Regions from separate parts of the Mus musculus genome. Here region 1 is linked to region 2. The links are chromatin loops, found by intact Hi-C in ENCODE. Cell type or tissue: left cerebral cortex. All regions are shown on one strand. Each heading gives the region's core, and the rest is flanking DNA. Links, peaks and the distances in the headings are about the cores only.

Region 1 (10,722 bases), core at 1,715-9,714, 80 kb before region 2:
CTTAGGGTGTGGCTGGATTCCGACTCTTCCGAAGCTCAGCCTGGCCTAAAACTTGTGTAAATGATGAGAACCTTAAATTTCTATTTCCCTTCTACTTCCAAAGTGCTGGGGTGAACAAGGTCCAAGATGACCAGCCTTGCCCCAGCATGCAGCTCTGGACCTACTTGTCACTAGACCCAGGTGGCAACTCTACTGCTCCGCCAGAGGCCTGTGGCCCTGAGCACCACTCCCGGATTCTCCAACACCAGGATTTCCCTGTCTCTCCCTAGTCAGACATAGAAGAGGGCGGGCTCCACCGGCTTCAAGAAAACCACAAAAATAAATTCTAGTGCAACCTCTCCTAGGACGAGCTGTTCCTGGCAGGCGGCAGAGGGCAGAGAGCGGTCACCGCCCGAGCTGCCCGGGCCTGCTGGGGCGTGGTGCCACCTGGGAGGGTTAGAGCTTGGCATGTGGCCCCTGAGCACAGCGAGATTGGGAGGGGCAGGGTCTTGGCACAAGCCCGCTCAGTGGATAGAGCTCTGCTCAGCAAGGCTGAAGCACTTAAAAAAAAAAAAAAAAAAAAAAAACAGAAGTGGGCCTCTAATTGGCTACGAAAATGACCACCTCAGTTTGATTTCCTGGCCTCCAGAAATCATCCGGTGACCTCCACACCCACATTCACTTTCAGCATTAAGTAAATGAAAATCATAAATGTTTTCTGCTGGGTGGTGGAAAGGGAAACAGGCCAGGCTGGTCTACAGTTAGACACTGTCTCAGAAAACAAATTAACACACATGGTGGCTCATGCCCAGCACTTGGGAGGCAGAGGCAGGCGGATTTCTGAGTTCTGGTCTACAGAGTGAGTTCCAGGACAGCCAGGACTACACAGAGTGACCCTGTCTCCAAAACAAAACAAAACAAAAACAATTTAACAACAACAACAAAAAAAAAAGGGTACATTGAGAAATTATTTGTGAGACTGAGGACTCTGAGTGGGGACCCCCAACACCCCTGTAGACTCAGGCGTGCTTGCCACACGTGCAGCATGCCAATGTTTCTAAGGCAGCTTGCAGATCAGCCAACCTGACACAGTATCAAATGACAAAGAGGTCCTGCCTGGAGCAAGGGGGAAGATAAGCAAGAACAACCAAGGTTGTTCTCTGATGTCCCCGGCACCTGCCTGAAATACACAAACATGTTCAAACGCCTGCACTGGTCAGTAAATAGATAAATGTCACATGACAGACCAAAGACACTCATAGTGCAATCAATGAGACAAACTGATATTTTAGGAGAGGTGACAAATGGTCATGACTGGCAACATGGTGTTCATGGAGGCCACCAGAGGAAGATTCTCCTGTGATGACTAAAACTGCTTCAGTGACAGAGGCTGTGGATGGAGATCAGAGTGGAAAGAGTAAGTAGGTAGTTAGGGAAGTGTTCTGGGGCTCAGAAAGGCTGAGGGCCCCAGGAAGAAAGTGGAGGGTGGAGTCTTGCAAGAAGAACTGAAAGGCAGGATGGTCTGTCGACAGTGCAAGTCACAGCCTGTAAATCACAAGCTTGTAGACCCAGTCTGCCTGCAGGCTTCAGGCAATGGGGGGTCATGGGAGTTAACAGCAGAGCTAATGAGCAGAGTATAATTAGTCTTCAGTCACCAAAAGGAAACTGGGGGCAGAAGGGACAGGAGTCTGGGGTTCTGGTGGTAATGAAGATCACAGGAGGGAGGGGTTCAGAGGCATCAGGCTGTAAGAGAGAAAGATAGATGGGAGAGAAGGCCCCCAGGGCTGCAGGTGGGGCTGCAGGGGCTTAAACAAAGGAACCAGGGGAAAGTAGATGCTGGAGACCAGTGGTGGTCACTCCTGACTCCATCTCTGAGGTACCCCCTAGTAAGCAAATATCCGGAGCTGGGGAGATAGTTCAACGGTTAGAGTACTGGCTACTCTTACAGAGGACCAAGGTTTTATTCTCAACACCCTCATGGTGGCACACAACCGTGTGTAAATCCAGGCTCGGGGGATCAGATGCCCTCGTCAGCCAAGTTGGGCACTGCACACAGACAAAAATGAAGGCAAAACATTTTAAAATTTTTAAATAGGATTGGAGGGGTGGCTCAGCAGTTAAGAGCAGTGGCTGCTCTTCCAGAGGTCCTGGGTTTAATTCCCAGCAACCACATGGTGGCTCGCAACCATCTGTAATGGGATCTAATGCCTGCTTCTGGTGTGTCTGAAGACAGCTACAGCACACACACACACAATTTTTTTTGTTGTTGTTGTTTTTTGTTTTTTCAAGACAGGGTTTCTCTGTGTAGCCCTGGCTGTCCTGGAACTCACTCTGTAGACCAGGCTGGCCTCGAACTCAGAAATCTGGCTGCCTCTGCCTCCCGAGTGCTGGGATTAAAGGCATGCGCCACCACGCCCAGCACACATAATCTTTTTAAAAATTTTAAACAAACAAGCAAAAGCCACTGGGCAGTGGTGGTGCACACCTTTAATCCCAGTACATAAGAGAGCTAGAGGAAAGGATATCTCTGTGAGGCCACACTGGACAGCTTGCCACAGGGACATGTCACCCAGCTCCAGGGCATCCACAGCCTCCTCCTGGCCTCCTCGTGTACATACGAATAAATAAGACATAAGTGTGCTTCTTAAAGGAGTCAGTGGAGAGTGCCTAGCAAGATGGCACAGTGGGCATTGGAGCTGACCCTGAGGCTCACATTCGGAGTTCAATTCTAGGGGTGTGGCTCAGCACCCAGCATGTGTGGCTCCACAAGTTGTCCTTTTATGTCATTGTCACATTTGTGTGTGGTCAGGAAGTGCTGCTTTAATCCCATATTTAAGAGGCAGAGGGGGCCTCTGAGTTCAAAGCTAGTCTGGTTTACAGAATGAGTTCCAGGGCAGGCAGGGCTATACTGAGAAACCCAGTCTTTATATAAATAAACAGATAGGCAGACAGGCAGACAGACAGACAGATATTTTCTTTTTTTTTTTTTTTTTTTTTTTTTTTTTAAGATTTATTTATTTATTATATGTAAGTACACTGTAGCTGTCTTCAGACACTCCAGAAGAGGGAGTCAGATCTTGTTACGGATGGTTGTGAGCCACCATGTGGTTGCTGGGATTTGAACTCTGGACCTTCGGAAGAGCAGTCGGGTGCTCTAACCCACTGAGCCATCTCACCAGCCCCAGACAGATATTTTCTAAAAAGAAAAATAAAGTCCCAGGCTGGCGTGATGGCTCAGTGGTTAAGAGCACTGACTGCTCTTCCAGAGGTCCTGAGTTCAATTCCCAGCAACCACATGGTGGCTCACAACCATCTGTAATGAGATCTGATGCCCTCTTCTGGTGTGTCTGAAGACAGCTACAGTGTACTTACATATAATAATAAATAAATAAATCAGAAAAAAAAAAAACCATGAAGAATCATGAAGACTACCTTAAAAAGAAAAGAAAAGAAGGAGAAAGAAAGAATCCCATGCCATGTCGCAACCAAACATTTCTAGGCACTGGCCCAGACCCCTCTCTTCTGGCAAGACAGAGGCTACTGGAGGGTCAGGAAGAGACATGAGTCTTCTTTTCAGTTCAAGCACCAATGCATGTCTCACTGAGGAGATTTCCTAGAGTCTCGGCCGTGCTTCTGGAATGTTCTGGAATATTCTAATGTCTGAGAGGCATGTGTGGGTGATCCAACTGGGCAATTCCCTGGCATGCAGAAGCTGGAGACCAGCAATAATATTTAACACCTGAGGGGCACAGATCACCTCAAGAACAACCAGCATAGCGTTCACATGGCACAAGGGGGCGCTGTAGCAGTTGGGGGAAGGGAGGAATCTAAAACAGAATGAGGCAGCTAAGGAAATGGGGGCCGGCAGCTCCAGCAGGGTCTCTCAGCTTGCATCCCTCAAGTCTCACCCTGGCCTTCCTGGTAACAGGCAGACATCACTATGCCTTGGCTGGAGAAAAAGTATTTTCTTTTCCAAAATCTTAATTTTAGTTGCTAGGCTCCTGGGGTTTAAGGTGACAACAGACAACACATGAGTTTGTAAGCTTTTGTTTGCAGTGTTAGAATATGCCGATGGCAGATGAAGACCTCACCTCTGAGCCATGGACTCACATCTCCCTTCGTGTCTTTCTATACTCTTTTTCACTTTATTGACTTTTTTAACATTATCGATTTTGAGCTGGGCAATGGAGGCACACGCCTTCAATCCCAGCACTTGGGAGGCAGAGGCAGGCAGATTTCTGAGTTCAAGGTCAGTCTGGTCTACAGAGTGAATTCCAGGACAGCCAGGGCTACACAGAGAAACCCTGTCTCAAAAAAACGAAATAACTAACTAACTAAATATTTTAAAAATATTGATTTTGAGCTAGAGAGATGGCTCAGCAGTGGCTGCTCTTCCAGAGCACCTGAGTTCAATTCCCAGCAACCACATGGTGGCTCTCAACCATCTGTAATGGGATCTGAGTCCCTCTGTGGTGTGTCTGAAGACAGCTACGATGTAAATAAGTAAAATCCTTAGAAAGAATTACTGATTTTTTCACTCCTTAATTTTATGTGCTTTGGTTGTTTGGCTTGGTGTCTGAGGAGGCCAGAGAAGAGTGGGGTCCCCTGGAGCTGGAGGAACAGGAGAGCCACCCATGGGTGCTTGGAGTTGAACCCAGGTTCTCTGCAAGAGCACCTGGGATCACACGATTTATTTATTTATTTATTTTGTTTTTTTGAGACAGGGTTTCTCTGTATAGTCCTGGCTGTCCTGGAACTCACTTTGTAGACCAGGCTGGCCTCAAATTCAGAAATCCTCCTGTCTCTGCCTCCCAAGTGCCGTCAGGCATGAATTTTTAAAAAGAAATGAAACAAGAATCTGGTACAGTGACAGTGCCTGTCAGTCCACCTGTGGGAGGTAGGACTAGGAGGATGTGGGTGTGGAGGTCATGTTGGCTGCATAGTGAATCCTTGGATTATTGGGGCTACCTGAGATTTTGGGGGGCTGGAGAGATGGCTCAGTGGTTAAGAACACCGACTGCTCTTCCAGAGGTCCTGAGTTCAAATCCCAGCAACCACATGGTGGCTCACAACCATCTGTAATGAGATCTGATGCCCTCTTCTGGTGTGTCTGAAGACAGCTACAGTGTACTTACATATAATAAATAAATAAATCTTTGGGCCAGAGTGAGCAAGGTCTGTGAGAGCAGGGCCTGAGTGAGAAGAAAAAAAATGATATAAGACTAATTGTTTTTCGGCCAGGTAGCGGTGGCACATACCTGTAATCCCAGCACTTGGGAGGCAGAAGCAGGCGGATTTCTGAGTTTGAGGTCAGCCTGGTCTACAGAGCGAGTTCCAGGACAGCCAGGACTGCACAGAGAAACCCTGTCTCGAAAACCAAAACCAAAACCAAAAGACTAATTGTTTTTCTAATTCTATTCTATCATGGATGTTTTGTTTTCTGTGTTAAATGAATGCATTAAAACGAATTCCACACTGATCGTGTAATTCTAACACAAAGAAGCTCTGCAGCTTCCGATCCGAATGCCTGCTCTGACTCTATACTGTCCTACTTGTAGAGTTGTACAGACTTCGTTCCGTCTGCTTAATTTTGGTATGTAAGGTTTTAATTTATTTGTAAGTATTTAAAATATATAATAAAGTTTATTTATAAAAAAGCAAAACTAAAACCCGGGAAAGCAGAGAGCACGTTGGTGTAGTGCTCCCTCTAGCGGCCATGAGTTGGGCTGATTACAGGATAGAAGAGAAGACTCTGGAATTCACAAACACCCTTTAAAGACGTTGGCAATGGCCTGGAGGAGGTGGTGGTCTTTAATTAAAGGCGTGCTGCCTGTAATCACAGCGCTAGGGAGGCAGAGGCAAGAGGATCTTTGAATTCCAGGCCAGCCTGGGCTACAGAGGTTGTTCAAGGACAGCCAGGGGGCTGTAAACCCTTGTCTCAAAAAAACAACGACGAAACAAACCAAAAAAAGTGGTGGGCAATGAAGCCTGAAATTCTGCCACATGGGAAAGTGAGAGGTTTGCTCTGAGCCTACAGAGAGACACCTTCTGTGAAAAGAGCAGAGGTATAATGATTCCTATTAGTGATGCACCTCAGGGGTGGAGCCCTGCCTAGAATCCCCCAATGAGGAGCGGATGTGGGGCATGGTCAGGGGTGGAGCTCTGGCTAGAATTTAGCTCTGCCTTGAGTTCCACACCCATCTCTTCCACAGATGATCAAAGTCTGCACCCTAAAAATAAGGAAGAAACACAAAGGTTCTTTAAAGGGAGGAGGAACGAGCATAAAAGGAATGTTCCGGGGTCACAGAATCAGGCTGCTGTTTGAAGTGGGCTAACGGCCTAGACATTTTCCTGCCCATGCATCCTGTGCTTTCTGTGGCCTATTACGTTTGTGTTTTTCTCTTTGAATACTGTCTTAAGAAGGTTACTTGTCCTAATGTCAGGTCTGTCTGTCCAATTGTTCAGTTTCAATCTGTGTTCACATATGGAGCATCTTGCCCGCCTCATGAAGTGGGGATTCTAGGTTTCCAAAGATGTCCCCCGGGATCGCAGGACCTCTGTGTGTGTGAGTGTGTGTGTGTGTGTGTGTGTGTGTGTGTGTGTGTGTGTGTTCATGCGCGTGCGTGTAACCCTCGCTGTCCTGGAGCTTGCTATGTAGACCAGGCTGACGTCATACTCACAGAGGTCTGCCTACGTCTCTGCCTGCAAGTGCTGGAACTAAAGGCATGTATCACCACACTCTGGGCAGAATTTACAAGCATGCATCTAATGCTGCCACCATGTGTGTACTAGGACATTCCGTTTACAATCCTTTCCTGTCCACTGCTAACTGGCTGTGAACCCCCTGACTGTCCCAGTGATCAAATCAGGCTTGTCATAAGCACTTCAAGAGCAAAGTCCCTAATGGCAGGTGTTTAAAGATGGCGGCCTAGGAGAGCTGCCTCAACTCCCAGCCTTTGGCTACAAATAACAGAAAAACAGAGCAGACTTGCCCAGAACAGTAAAGACATTTATTAGCTGTCAGGACAAAAGGCCCTGAGCTATTGCGGCTTGCAGGCAAGGCCTGATCCAGGCTGTTGAAATCTGTTTGGATGGTTTATCCTCGTGCTAGGATTCTTTCTTCACTTTTATTGGTCCCTCTGCTGAGCCTGTTTCCAGATGAGATTCGTGAGACTCAGGACTAAGCCAGTCAGTCCCTGTTAATTAACCTGTGGAAACAAAGCTTGCCCTCCTTCCTCTCTTCCCCTTCTGCCTCCCTGAGTAGCTTTGTCCACCTTTGAATTTGTGATCCTCCTGCCTCAGGCTCCCAGTGCTAGGATGGCAGGTGTTGCCCACCATGCCCAGATACATAGTAATTCCTGCCCCTCCTCCAGTCTCTCCTTCCTCAGGCCTGGCCTGTCCTCTCCTCCTCTTTGTACCTTACCCCTCACTCCACTTCTTTCCCTTTCTGGGTTCACAGTCTAGTTTGGGCTCTTTTTATTATGGTTATTATTATTATTATTATTATTATTTTTTTTTTTTTGAGACAGAGTTTCTCTGTGTAGGCTGTCCTGGAACTCACTCTGTAGACCAGACTGGCCTAGAGCTCAGAAATTCGCCTGCCTCTGCCTCCAAAGTGCTGGGATTAAAGGAGCGCGCCATCACTGCCCAGCTAGTTTGGGTTCTTAATGTCCTACAGCCTAAGGCAGAGCCGGGATTGGCTAGGTTCAGGGGCTCAGGAGCATTGTGTGGGTGGGATCAAGGGCCTGAGACCTCAACATCCTCACTTCCTTCTGTTCCTCTCCGTTTCTCCTAACCTTCCCGCATTCACCATCTTCAAAGGCCTGTCCTTCTTCCTTTTTCCCTCCATCCCTATTCCTCTGTCGGCTTCCATCTAGACCCTGTGGCCCCGCCCTCTAGCCCCGGGGTGCTCAGATGCACCACGCCCCTTCACCTCAAGTCTGGGCCTCTTTCCTCCACTGTGTGATCTCCTCCTCCTCCTCCCCTCCCCTCCCCTCCCCTCCCCATGCTGTCTTTCCTGCTTCTTTCCTCTGTCTGTCCTTTACCTCTCCATGCCTTCCCTGCCTCTCCTCATCCTTCTCCTCCTGCCCTTGCTCGAATCCAGGGATGGCCTGCGCCTCCATGGCCCGGACTACCTCCCCTACCTCCTGTCTCTGCTCCTCCCCCGTTACCACATCCTTCTCTTTCCTCCCATTCAACCCCTCCTGTTGCCCTCCTCTCTGTCCCAGTATCCATTTCTCCCTCTCATTTCTCTCGGTCCCTTTTTCCTCTGTTTCCCCTTCTCCTTCCTCCTCTGGCATTTCGGGGCCCTCCTCTTCCTTGTCTCACCAATCCTGGGCCTAGCCCTGCCACGCCCATCCTCCCTCCCCTCCTCTCTACGCTCACAATCGCTTCTCCATCTTCCTCTCCTCCCTCCCTCCCTCTCTCCCTCCCCGTTTCCCTTTCCAATCCATCCTCCTCCCTAGCCTTGCCCTTTCTTCCCCCTTCCCGTCCTCCCGTTGGCTCCTCCCTTTTTGTCTCCTCCCCTCGCCCCTCTCAGGTCTCGGCTCTCTTTAGCCCCGCCCCTCCCTTCCTCCTCTCAAACGCCCCGCCCCATGACCACGCCCTCCGTGGCTCCGCCCCCGCGCCGCAGCGACAAGATGGCGGCGGGCGGCAGCGGGCGCGCGTCTTGCCCGCCGGGGGTCGGGGCCGGCGCGGGCAGCCTGGGTCCCAGTGCTAACGCGGCCGCCGCCCCCAGCAACGCCGCTGCCTGCGCCCCGGTGCCTCCGCCGCCCCCGTCCCCGCCGCCTGGGCCCGGGACTGACGCGCAGGCCGTGGGCGACGAGCGCGACGACGCGGGCCCAGGCGCGCTGCTGCGCGAGCCCGTGTACAACTGGCAGGCCACCAAGCCCACGGTGCAGGAGCGCTTCGCCTTCCTCTTCAACAACGAGGTGCTGTGCGACGTGCACTTCCTGGTGGGCAAGGGGCTCAGCTCGCAGCGCGTCCCCGCGCACAGGTGGGCCGCCGGGACGCGCCCGGACCCTGCAACCCCAGACCCTGCATCCCCAGACCCTGAACCCCACCCAGACCCTGCACCCCAGGAACCAGCACCCTGAAACCCTGCGCCCTACCCGGGACCGTTCATCACAGACCATGCACTCCACCTGGACCCCGCACACTCTAAACCCCGTAGTCCACTCAGAGCCTGCACCCCCCCATTCTGTTCCCCCACCCGGATCCTGCACTTCACCTGGACCCCGCACCCCATGAACCAGCACCTTAGAACCCTGCACTCAAGACCTTGAACTCCACCCAAGACTGCACCTCAGACCTGCACCCCTATCCAGGCCCTGCATCCCAGGATCCTGCATCCCAAATCCTGCAGTCAGACCTTGCAGTCTGCTTGAACCCTTCATCCCAACCCTAATCCCAAGAGCCTGGACTGCACCCAGATTCTTTATTCCTAGATATTGCACCCCAGACCTTGCATCCTAGAACCCTGCACCCCAAGAATCTGCATTCCACCCAGGATCATGTACCTCAGACTCTACACCCCACCCAGACCTTTCACCACCCCTGGACCCTGAATCTGGAGCCTCAGGCTCTTACCTTAGGATTCCTGACCCCTTCACCTGAACCTGGTTCCCACAACCCCCTTCCCCCACAGTGTACTTCCTAAACATGGGAACCTGGAGGTTCTGTTGGGTCCTGCCTGCCTTGAACCTGGTTCTAGGGCCATTTCATTTTATCCTTAGGTTCTGCTCCGTTCTATCCTGGATCCTCTCTGCTCTCTGAATCCATTAGTCACCCCAACATTCCTCCAGCTTATCCAGTTCTAGGGCCCCCTCCGTCCCCACCCATGACCCCTTAGATCCCCTTCTTACCCCATGTTCACACCTCACACCATCTAACCTACTGGCCCCATCAGAGACCCTTGCCTCTTGTTCCTCCAGCACTGGGCTTCCAGCCTGTCTGAGCCATCACCCCCAGACCTCACCATGGCCACGATGAGTTGAGCTCTTTGGGAGTGGGCAAGGGTCTGGCACAGCCTCAGAAAGGATTGAGGCCTTTTGCGAGTTCTGTGCAAGCTGTGGTAGCGTGTACCGCCTGCCAGTGCGGTTCTTGGCACATGACCTTTATGACCATGTGGGGTAGCTTGTCCAGCTTGATGGCAGGAATGGGGAATGTGGACGTGGGTGTGTGTGTGTAGCCCTCTGGGAAAGAGAGAAGTGGTCTCTTGCTGGAGGGGCAGAGGTGAGGGGAAGTGTTGACTCAGAGGTCTCTCACTCAGGTGGGGGCCGGAGCAAGAAGAATGGGGATGTTGTAGCCCCTTTACAGCTTGTGGAGAGTTGGGGGGGGGGGGCTTCACAGGTGGTACGGTGGGCAGTGGAGGACTTGGCTTCCAAGTGGCTGAGGTTTCTTAGTGGTGCTGTGGAGGGTTGCTAAGGGGTCGGCTGCCTGACTTGTTGGAAGGCACCAGAAAGACCCTTCAGGTCCTTCCTTCTTCTGAGCTCTCTGGGCCTTAGTTTCCCTACCTGTGAACTGGACTCATTTAGATAACCCCATCTGGGACTGCTCGAATGTGTTGCCTCTGTATTGTGCTTGTAACAGTCTCTCAGGGTTCAACACAGACGAGTCAGAAGGTAGCTGTGGGGAAGGGCCATAACTCCCTGGGCCTGGCTGCCACCCACCAACCATGTAGCTCAGGGTTGACTGTCAGTGTAGAATCCAGGAGCAACGTGTGTGGTGACCCAGACATGAACT
Region 2 (10,722 bases), core at 968-8,967:
CCACGGCACAGAGGACGAGGTGATCGACTTCTCTCACGGGCTGGCACTGTATGAGCGCTGCCCAAAGGCTGTGGAGCCGCTGTGGGTGGAGGGCGCTGGGCACAATGACATTGAGCTGTACAGTCAATACCTGGAGCGCCTACGCCGCTTCATTTCCCAGGAGCTGCCCAGCCAACGCGCCTAGCCAAGCTGCAGGGACCTCAGCAGTACATGGGCCTCCTGCCGGGACTGCATGTGACCCGGAGCCCAGGACCCTGCCTGGCACCCCAGGGGCCATGAGCCATGTTCAGGCGTCAGAGGTCCCTCTTCTCTCCTCATGGAAGCAAAGAGAAGGAAAGAGGGAAACTAATTAAAGGATTAAGATTTTAGGGTTGCTTGGCTCCTTTGTGGCTCTAGTGCGCCTTCCTAGGGCTGGGAGATCGCTGAGACCAGCTGGCTATGGGGAATGTGAAGGAAAACCTCGGGTTGTCCCACCCAGGGCCTGCCCCCAGGACTGCAGGGCAGTCCCTACAGCGCACAAGGCTCCCACTCTGGATGCGAAGATTCCTGGTCCAAAGCCAGGACCAGGCCTTGCACTGTGTCACCTGGGAGCTGAAGGGGTCCCCCCAGACCTGCTGGCTCTATCTAGGCTCGTGTGCTCTGTGGAGTTGAGCCATGTGTTGTTTCCTCTAGCCACAGGGTCCCTAGGGTGAGGAAGGGCCTGTGTGGGAGATGAGCACCCTGAGCTGACTCGGGATGCATCACTTTAAGAGTGGGTGGTACATTTGGGCGAGTTAGAATACTTGGGGGTGTGGCTAAAGCCCTTGAAGAACAGAAGTGACACTGCTTTTTTTTTTTTTTTTAATTTATTTTATGTATTTTTTTTTTTTTTTTTTTTTTTTTTTTTGGTTTTTTCAAGACAGGGTTTCTCTGTAAAGCCCTGGCTGTCCTGGAACTCACTCTGTAGACCAGGCCGGCCGAAATCCACCTGCCTCTGCCTCCCGAGTGCTGGGATTAAAGGCATGCGCCATCACGACCAGCATTTTTATGTACATTGTTGATTTGAGTGCATATATGTCTGTGCTACGTGGGTGCTGGGAATTGAGCCTAGATTCTCTGGAAGAGCAGCCAGTCCTTTCAACCATTGACCCATCTCTCCAGCCCCCTGAAATTGGTGGTTTTGACTCCAGCACTAGTTAGTGCCTAAGCTGGCTCTCAAGTCCATGTTTCACCGCACGGGGACATTGTTAACCTAGAGTCTGCTTACTCTCTAGCCTCAGGACCTTTGCACAGGTTGCTCGGGTGCCCCACTAGAACCCTGTCTGTAGTCCCACAGCCTAGCTTGGCTCTTCTGCCACCTGCTGCAGGTTTCCCTACCCCAACACCCCCTTTTCTCATCCTGGTGGATGCCCACTGCTCCCACATATCCCCCGGGAATGCAGAACTGCAGAACTACTGTCCAGGGCTGTTTCCACTACGACCTTGGTACACATAGGCCCAGAATGTACTGGGTAAGGAGGGGCACGCCTCATTCTGAGCCAGTCATCCTACAATGGGGGAGAGGGCTATCAGTACTGAGGACGCACTCAGGTACAGAGGACCCTATATCAAAAATGTTAAAACAGTGTGTGCACAGAGTGTGTGTGTGTCGGGGGGATGGTGGTGCTGGGTCACAACGGCTCTCGATAAAATAGCAAGGCTGTGTTTGAGTACTTAGAAGAAAAGATGTGTTCTTCTGTCCTCCAACCAAGCTCAGCTGGTGCTTAGCACAAAGTCTGGTTTCCTGGGTGCTGGGGATGGAGAGCACTGCTTGCCCGCTCACTCCCTAAGCTGCAGCTGCAGTCCCCTGCTTACTCTGTGAGACAGGGTCTTGCTCTATAATTTGCTCTGATTCTGAACTTACTGTTGCCACACCTGGGGCTGCTGGGGACAGAACTTGGGGCACAGTGAATGGGGAGGAGCCCAGCCACCCATCCACAACCTGTGCTTTTTCTTTTTTCTCTTTTTGAGGCACACAGCTACCTCCTTTATCCTGGATATATAATATATATAATGGAGACCAGGACAAGCATGTTGGGGATGCTGGTCGCCTTTGGCTCTGAGGCAGCCATGTTGGACATTACATACATGCATACGTGGCTGACCTGCCCACTGACTGACTCAAGAGTTTGCTCTATTTTTTCTTTTCTTTTTTAAAAAATATTTATTATATGTAAGTACACTGTAGTTGTCTTCAGACACCCCAGAAGAGGGCGTCAGATCTCATCTCCCTCTGTCTCTGAGCCTGGCTGACTGACACTCACTATGTAGCCCAGGCCTCAAACCTCACCACTGCTGGAATGACAGCCATGAGCCAGCATATCAGCTACAGCAAGTTAAAAACAAAGTAAAAAGGTGAGCATGGTGGTGCACACCTTTAATCCCAACACGCAGGAGGTGGAGGCAGAGGCAAGAGGAGCCCTGTGAGTTCCAGGCCAGCCTGGTCTAGGGACCTAGAGAGTTCCAAGAGGGCCAGGGCTAAGCAGAGAAGCCCTGTGTTAAAAACACCCCAAGAAGAAACGACTGCAGGTCTTTCCTTTACAGACTAAACTTGCAATGAAGCCATCATCTTAAATTCAGGATAAGATCCTGTGACCTCCCTGTGGCTCTTCTGCTCTGAGACCCAGTGCTTGTGGCTTCCACAGCACAGCACAGCACCTCAGTCAGCAGCACCCACAGGTATCCGTGGCTCGCTGTCCTACAGTTGTTCCTTAGTGTCTTCCCCTAGGCTCCTCACACACAGCCCTTCACCAAATGCTATCTGTAGTACCCCCAAGGTTGGCTAAGGCTGTGGCCAGGCTGCTCTCCCCGACATGCTTTCATGCCCTACGTGTAGTGGTTTCCTAGTCCAATTCAGGGCCACAAGGTCCTGGGGTCACCTCATGTCCCCACACCCAACTTAACCTCCAGCCAAGGGACCTAGGATTCCAGGGATGTCAGGGCACCCAAAGGCTCGAGGGGACAGGATCAGGCCTGCCACAGATGTCTCAAACATGGACATAGTCGTTGATAGCTGGTAGGACTTTCCTGTCTTTGAGGACCAATGGACCCAGCTGAGAGTAACAAAGGCCAGGGACCAATGGTTGCCCAAGGTTCAGACTTCCCCAGAGCCCACCGTGTCCTTGGACACAGGTCTCTATGACACAGCTACCTCCCTTATCCTGGATATATATATAATAGGGACCAGGACAAACATGTTGGGATGCTGGCCACCTTTGGTTCTGAGGCACCCATGTTGGATATTATTGTACATACACGCAAAAGTGGCTGACCTGCTCACTGGCTCAGAGGTTGCTCTCTTTTTCTTTTCTTTTTTTTTTTTTTTTAATATTTATTTATTATATGTAAGTACACTGTAGCTGTCTTCAGACCCCAGAAGAGGGCATCAGATCTCATTACAGATCTCATTACAGATGGTTGTGAGCCACCATGTGGTTGCTGGTAATTGAACTCAGGACCTCTGCAAGAGCAGTCTCGGTGCTCTTAACCGCTGAGCCATCTCTTCAGCCCTGTTTTTTTCTTTTTCAAGACAAGGTTTCTGTGTAGGTTTGGCTGTCCTGGAACTCACTCTGTAGACCAGGCTGGCCTCAAACTTATACAGATCCCCCTGCCTCTGCCTCCCAAGTGCTGGGATCAAAGGCATGGCCATCACTGCCCTGCTCTGCAACTTTATAGCCAAGAATAATCTTGATCTCCCGATCTTCCTGCCTCCACCTCGGAGCACTAGGCATAAAGGTGTGGATGACATGCCCAGATAATCAAAAATAAAAACCAAAACCAAGAGCCCGGCGGTGTTGGCACACACCTTTAATCCCAGCACTCGGGAGGCAGAGGCAGGCGGATTTCTGAGTTCGAGGCCAGACTGGTCTACAAAGTGAGTTCCAGGACAACCAGTGCTATAGAGAAACCCTGTCTCGAAAAACCAAAAAAAAAAAAGAAAAAAAGAAAACAAACAAACAAAAAAATCCCCACAAAACATAGTCCTATGAAGCCTGGTTCAGCTTCCTGCTTGTGTTGGATGCTGCCCAGGTTCAAGCTAAATCTTAGGGTCACTGTCCCCAACAAAAAGCACTATGCCTGGCTGGCTTCAGCCACATGAGTTGGGAGCAACAGTGACATGGATGGGTCTGTAGTCTCTGTTCCACCGGACCCAAGTCTGTGGATGTCCCCAGGGCATAGGTCAAAACAGGCACACTTTAAGTCTCCAGGAAGTGACAGGTCTCTGGGATCTCTGACTTTTCTGAGACCCAAGTGCCTGCCAGGGGCTCTCTTAGGCCCCCTGCATCTTAGCCCCATCCTTCATATAGGAACCCAAAGTTCTCAACGTGGTCCTTAATAGTTCACCTTTGGGGGACTGGTGTGGTGGTCACATCTTTAATTCCAGCACGCGGAAGGCAGAGGCACGCTGAGTTTGAGACCAGAATAAATTCTAGGTCAGCCAGAGTTGTGTCAAAAAAAAGACCTGAAATTTGTGTAGCCAAATGTTGGGTGTCAGACCTGTCCCCATAACTCCCGTAGATCCTTTATGAAAATAAAAACAAAGGACAAACCAGAGCTCCCCCGTGGGACTAGCAAGGACCAAGTGTTTGAGCCCTAGGGATACCATCAGAAAGAGTGACTTACCAGTACTCCTGTTCTTGTGGGAGCAGGCTGGATATTTTCCCAGAGTCCTCAGCCTTGACTGTGCCATCTGTAAGGTAGGGCGACTGTTTTTAGGTCTCTCCTGGGTCAGATCAACAACCGATCCACCTCGTGTCTGGGGCTTGGGGTATGAGGCTAATATGCATGAACGGTAATGGGGGGCTGCTACATGCAATGGCAGGATTAGCTCACAGCCGGCTCTCACAGGCTTAAGCCCTTAGGACACAAATGTGCTTGGGGCATGCTAAGTGGCACCACCTGGTGGTTGTACAACCAACCTTACTTACCACTCTAGCTGCTGTTAGGCGGGGCATCATGAATCAATTCATCCTGATGGCTCCTCTCTTCAGGTGGCGGGAGGGAGGGCAAAAGATCCCTTCAGAAAGCCACAGAAGCTGGGTCAGGATCGCAGGGTTCTGGTTGTTGGAGGGCAAGCAATGGAAAGATGGGTAGGTGTGTACTTCTGAACAACGTGGACTTGTGTAACCTGTCCATTTCTGTCCAGCTAGATTTGTGCAGAGGTCCCCCAGAGTATTCAACCTCTGTCGTTGAGGGACACGGTGTCAACACAAAGTATAGTGGGGCCTAGAGAAACATGGCCAACTCGACGGCAGAGCACTGGAACCTGACCAAGTCAGCTTGGGGTGCAGGTGGGGAAGGTAGAGATGACACCCAGAGCAAGGACCTCTGCCACCGGTTAGCCTCTGCTGGGGAATAAACATGATGGAGCTCGGACCGACAGACTGCTGTCGGTTGGGGTGCTTCGCCCCCTGGAGGCTGCGCGGGCCACTGCATGGCCTCCGCAACCCGGCGGGAGTTAGGAAGGGGCGGGAGCCTGGTCTCCTACTTCCGCGCAACCGGCGCCTAGGGCCTGGGGCTTTTAGGGGACCATCATTTCACAACTTGGTCGATTATCCATGGAAGTTTCCAATCGCTCCATTAGTCAGCCTCAGTTTCCCTGTCCCAGTCTCAAAGGGCCAGTGAGGGAGGGACGAAACAACCAGAACTCCAGTGTCCCTAGCTTCGCATAGATGACCGAGCCAGACCTTCTTATTGCAGCCCTGTTCACTTTTGCCATACCGGTTATCCACAGGCCTAGTGATTCTCGAGTCCCGGTGCGCAAAGACGAACTCTACAAACTCGATCAGCTAGGCAGGGTAGTGGGTACCCTACGCTCTCAAGTTCGACCTCCGGGATATTTTGTCCCCAAGCCAAGAATGGCATTGGGGACCCAGAGATGGGGAGTCAGGATTGGTGGGTTATTGCCCTGCTTCAAGGCCAGGAAGGAGGGGGAGGGTCGCGCACGTGGCCCGGGGGCGGGGCAGCGCGCTTCCGCACCCCCACCCTGGCCACGTGCGGATCGCACTCCCCACCCCATCCCCCGACACACACACCGCGGACAGGGGCGCGTCCCAGTGCCTGAATGTGGAGTGGGAGGAGGGACGAGTTGGGGAGGGGAGAGTTCCCGGCGACTGCGCACCGGGCACAGCGTGGTGGGCGCGCCGGGAAGAGGATGGAGCGCGCGCCCGGAGGAGGCGTGGCGCGCACTGGGGGTAGGAGGCGGAGCATCCGAGGCTGGGGTGGGGTGTGTGGGCGTGTCGCGGGGGTGGGCGTAACTCTCAAAGCCTTGGGAGGTGACGATCCGGGAAGGGCACTGGTGAGGGTAGTGCGTACCAGGCCAGGGGAACGATTTCCCTCCGTTTGGCTTGTTCTTACGTGGAGAGGGCACAATCCAGGGATTTGGGGACCCCGGGTGCTCTGCTGGTACACGAGGGGAGGGGGGGTTTGAAGTGCGGGAGGACCGGCAGCTGGCAGTGTGAGCTCCGCCCATCAGCGGTGGCGCGCGACTCTCTGGAGGACCGAGGGCGCGGCAGGAGGGGGCGTGTCCGCGGTGGGGAGAGGGCGTGGCTACTGAGCCCCGAGGGGGCGTCCTCCAGGAGGGGCAGGCTGCGGCCGCCCCCGCGGGCTCCGGTGCGTCAGGGAGCGTCAGGCGGGGCGGGGCGGGACTGAGCGCGGGCGGCGGCGGCGCGCCGGGGCCTCCTCCTCCCTTCCCTCCTCCGCCTCCCGCACTCTAGCAGCCGCTGCCGGCCGGACGGGCGTAGGTCCCACCGCCTCCGCTTCTCTCCCGCCGCCGATTCCGTGTCTCCGCGTCCTTGCCCGGCATGTCGGCGGCCGTGGCGTGTGTGGATTACTTTGCCGCCGACGTGCTCATGGCCATCTCCTCGGGAGCCGTGGTGCATCGCGGACGACCCGGCCCCGAGGGCGCGGGCCCCGCTGCCGGTCTGGATGTGCGCGCCACGCGCCGCGAGGCCACGCCGCCGGGGACCCCTGGGGCACCGCCACCGCCAGCTACGGCTCCGGGGCCGGGAGGCGCCACCGCTGCGCCCCACCTGCTGGCCGCCAGCATCCTGGCCGATCTGAGAGGCGGGCCGGTAGTCGCCACCGCAGCCAGCACCGCGGGGGGCACCTCTCCGGTCTCCTCCTCCTCAGCCGCTTCGTCTCCCTCTTCGGGCCGCGCCCCCGGCGCCGCCAAAAGCCACCGCTGTCCCTTCCATGGCTGCGCCAAAGCCTATTACAAGTCTTCGCACCTCAAGTCACACCTGCGGACTCACACAGGTAAGCCCCTCGTATTTTACACAGGTGGGATGCAGGGAGTGCATTAGAGAGGTCTCGGGGACCCCGTTCCCCCATCTCACTTGGAACCCCGAAACTGCGTGGCGCGTGGGGGGCGGGGAGGGGGGCGCGCCCAGGCTTCAGCGGCCCGCCGGCCGGGAGGGCGGGGACGTGGTGGGTGGGGCGCGCGCGGGGAGGCGTGGCGGCCACGCGGTCGGGCGGCGCGCGGAGGGCGGCCCTGGTGGCCAAATCTCCCGCGATTGCAGGTTGTTCGGGATCTACCCCGGCATGGTGGGTCCACCACGCGCGATCACAGTCCTCAGCCCCCTACTCCTTCGTTTTCGCTTGGTATTCTTGTCCTGTTTTTCTGCGCTTCATGGTCTCGCCCTTGGTGGTCAGAACATCCGGTTCCGTAGTTCTTTCTCGGCCCTCCCCCAGCCTCAGTTTCCTTATCTGTGAAGAGGGTCGGTAGATCCGGGTTACGGCCTTCTGGGTAGCAGCGCGGATTCCCTCCGAAGGGCAGCGAAGACTCTCGCGCAGGGTTAGGTGGTAGCATAGCAGTGGTGAGGGGTGGCTGCCCGGAACATTTTTCTTTCCATTCTGTGTACTTTTAACATGGTGGAGCGAGGCCACGACCCGGACCTGGAGTTGGGGCTTGAATCTTCAATCCAGTGGGATTGAAATCCTCACCACAACTCTTCGCCTACGTTTTGTGTTGGCCCACTCCACACACCTGTGATGGGTCAGGTCAAGGTCCAAGATGGACAACGAGATTTAGCCACACCAGTGTTTCTGGGATGCCCAATCCCCCCGGATTGGATGGGGCAAACCTTTTGCTAGGTACTGGCCGCTTCCTGTCCAAGGGTCTATCCATGTTAGCTGGGATTTGCACTGGGATTTGACAATCTACCCCTTTAACAGCGGTGTAGTCAACAGCTCCAAGGCATCCCTGGGATAGGGCCCCCTGCTTGTTATCCCTCTATTTACTTGCTTTTGGTTCGCCATCTCCTGTCTATATAAGAGATAGAGGCTGCCTTACTGATACAGTTGATGTGGGCAGCAAGGCACCCAAAGAGGGCTTGATGGGGGTGGGGGTGGGTCTCCTAACATGGTCACACTGGGAGAGAGATTAGGACAGCCTCCATAGGTGTGTGGGTGGCCCCAGGCATGTTCAGGGCAGGTATGGGGGTGGAGGAGCCATCTTTGGATTCTACTGAGCCAGAGAGAGGGCATAGATGATGCCTCCTCTCACTGTGTTTTGAGCTGCTGGCTTGAGCCCCTGTGGTCTAGGGGCTACCCCCGTGTTGGTGCCCACATGTATGGGCAGCTCCATATCACCTGTGTATACACATTTCTCTCTACAGAACATTTGAGGGGGCCACACATGTAGCAAGGCTGTGTGTGTGTGTTGGGGGTTGGTTTGGGGGAAGGGAGAGAGAGAGTGGAGAAAGATGTCTCTCTTTGCCACAGACTGGAATCCAGGGTGTCCTGGCTCACACCAAGTGAATTTGGCCTTGCAGTGATGGGAGCCTGCTGAGCCAGGGACCCTGTCTTTCTGATTCAGACTGCACCACCCACACCTTCCAACCCAGCAGGCTTCCTAGTTCCCAGAACTTGAGGTCGATCACAGAGGAATCCAACGCCCTCCCCACCTGGAGACAGTTCTGTTACTCAAATGTCAAAGGCTGCAAGCCACCCCTAAGCTGGGAAGGGTGACCTGCCTTGCTAGAGAAATTGAGGCCTGAGAGCTGAAGTCTGGGGTCTAGGGATGACAGCAGGCAGGTCCACGAGGTGGGGTATGGAGTTCCACTCTACACTGGATCCTGAATCATCCTTGACCACCAGGACACACACGGGATACCGTGTCCCCAAACTCCCTTATTAACACCATTCATGGGATCAAGAGATTCATATTGGATCTGGGCACCTTTATGTCATTTTGGGGGTGTCTGGGGAGCACTGAATTTACATCCTGCCTTTTAGTTAATTTAAACGACTGTAGCCAGGGCAATCCTGGGACTTGCTCTGTAGACTAGGATAGCCTTGAACTCACAGATTGGCCTGCTTCTGCCTGTCCAGTACTGGGATTAAAGGTGTGTGCCACCAGGCCTCAATTTTTGAGACATGTTCTCACTCTGTAGCCCAAACTAACTTTGAAACTCAAGGTAAATCCTCCTGCTTCAGTCTTCTGCCTAGGGCTAAAGAGCCACAGCTGGCTTCCCCAGTCTCTTCTCTGTGCAGGGGATTTGGCTACTCCACCCTCAAGTGAAGGTGGCATACTGCTGACTTAGGAAGCCTGTGTGGTCACGTACACCTCAGGTCAGTAGGACTCATCTCTAGTATAGGGCCTGAGGTAGATCTGATCCCCTCCAGAGCCATGCCCTAAGGCTGTGGACTAGGAGAAAGAATCCTGTCTACCTACCCACTCATGCCTGACTACGACCTGGATCCGTTTAGTTCTCTGATGGAGGCACAGATAGCACCGGGTAGAGGGCACCTTGCAGCCCCGCTATGTCCACTTCATTGTACTTGGGGGTGCGGAGGAGAGCTGGTGGTGGGGGTTACAGGACACTCCCAGCAAAGGCTGTAAGCAGAGCTTGACACTCCAGTTGCCACAGCCCCTGCTTGGGTTGGGGAAGGACTTTAGAGACTGTGGGAGATGTTGACGTGGTTGCTATGGATACCGAGAGAGCTAGCCTTGGGGCGGGGGCGGGAGGAGAGGCTGGCTCCTGTTCTGCCTGCCAAGCCCCCTCCATCTCTGGCATCCTCTTTCCCTGGGCCTCAGAGGGTGGGGGGGTCCTTGATATGGTCTCGTGAGATAGAACCCAGACCTAGGAGAGGTCTGGACATTCATCCAGGCAGGGTCTCACCCCTTTAGGACCAGTTCTTCACAGTAAGATGTTCTGGGCCCTTCAGCTTGGCCTCCTCAGTGCCCAGGATCTCCTGGAGGCTTCAGGCTCATCTCCAGATAGCCGAAAAACCCGCTTACTTAAGTCTGAGAAACTTGAGTCTGGGCAAGGGTGATGATGGCTCAATTGGGTAAGGGTGACGGCCAAGAAAGATGCATCTCAGAGACCAGCACAGCAGAAGGAGAGTCCCCGCTTGTCACCGGCAGTGACTTCTGCATGCACCTGGTGCGTGTTCCTACACACACAATGATGCACACACAAAAATTAGAGGTTTGAAGAAGTGTTCATATCTGTGGTCACCAGGACACTGTAGGGTCTTTGTGGGCATCCTGCCCCCCAGTAACCATGAAGTGGGAAGGTGGGGAGGGCTGATTTGCTGAGGCCTGTGTAGCTGGGTGGGGCCAGGAACAGTGTGGCTGGAGAGGGAACACTGAGCTGGCTCTAGGGCTGGGATTTTGAAGGCTACTGAAGTGTTGCCTTTAATCTCAAGGGCGGGGTTGTCTCAGAGGCCTGCTTGGCTTCATCAGGAAATCTCTTTATG

Evidence for each region. Hi-C counts contacts between places; a loop is a spot of excess contacts. Peaks named below come from ENCODE experiments on the same cell type or tissue, not always from the same donor. Only the 100,000 strongest peaks of a DNase experiment are listed, where the experiment ranks them.
Region 1: a loop joins it to region 2, with 2.2 times the contacts of the local background. A loop is called at or near these places in 4 of 42 quality-filtered maps.

Annotation. Positions count from the first base shown.
Region 1 is chr10:80,654,382-80,665,103 of GRCm38, reverse strand. Btbd2 (BTB (POZ) domain containing 2) reads left to right here and starts at 8,610. Exons shown (of 9, transcript NM_145361.3): 1 at 8,610-8,974. The coding sequence starts at 8,619. In left cerebral cortex, for the core only: CTCF peaks have their summits at 3,765 (motif pointing right) and 5,683 (motif pointing left); DNase peaks (open chromatin) are centred at 5,689, 6,060, 8,449, 8,842 and 1 more place; H3K4me3 peaks cover 2,028 bases; H3K27ac peaks cover 1,835 bases.
Region 2 is chr10:80,573,300-80,584,021 of GRCm38, reverse strand. It overlaps Klf16 (Kruppel-like factor 16), which reads left to right and starts at 6,726. Exons shown (of 2, transcript NM_078477.2): 1 at 6,726-7,275. The coding sequence starts at 6,822. Gm26710 (predicted gene, 26710) reads right to left here and starts at 5,898. Exons shown (of 3, transcript NR_155863.1): 1 at 5,740-5,898; 2 at 4,947-5,075; 3 at 4,526-4,708. It overlaps Abhd17a (abhydrolase domain containing 17A), which reads left to right. Exons shown (of 5, transcript NM_145421.2): 5 at 1-373. The coding sequence ends at 184. In left cerebral cortex, for the core only: CTCF peaks have their summits at 2,229 (motif pointing right), 4,920 (motif pointing left), 5,438 (motif pointing left) and 7,574; DNase peaks (open chromatin) are centred at 6,543, 7,081, 7,470, 8,805 and 4 more places; H3K4me3 peaks cover 3,550 bases; H3K27ac peaks cover 4,303 bases.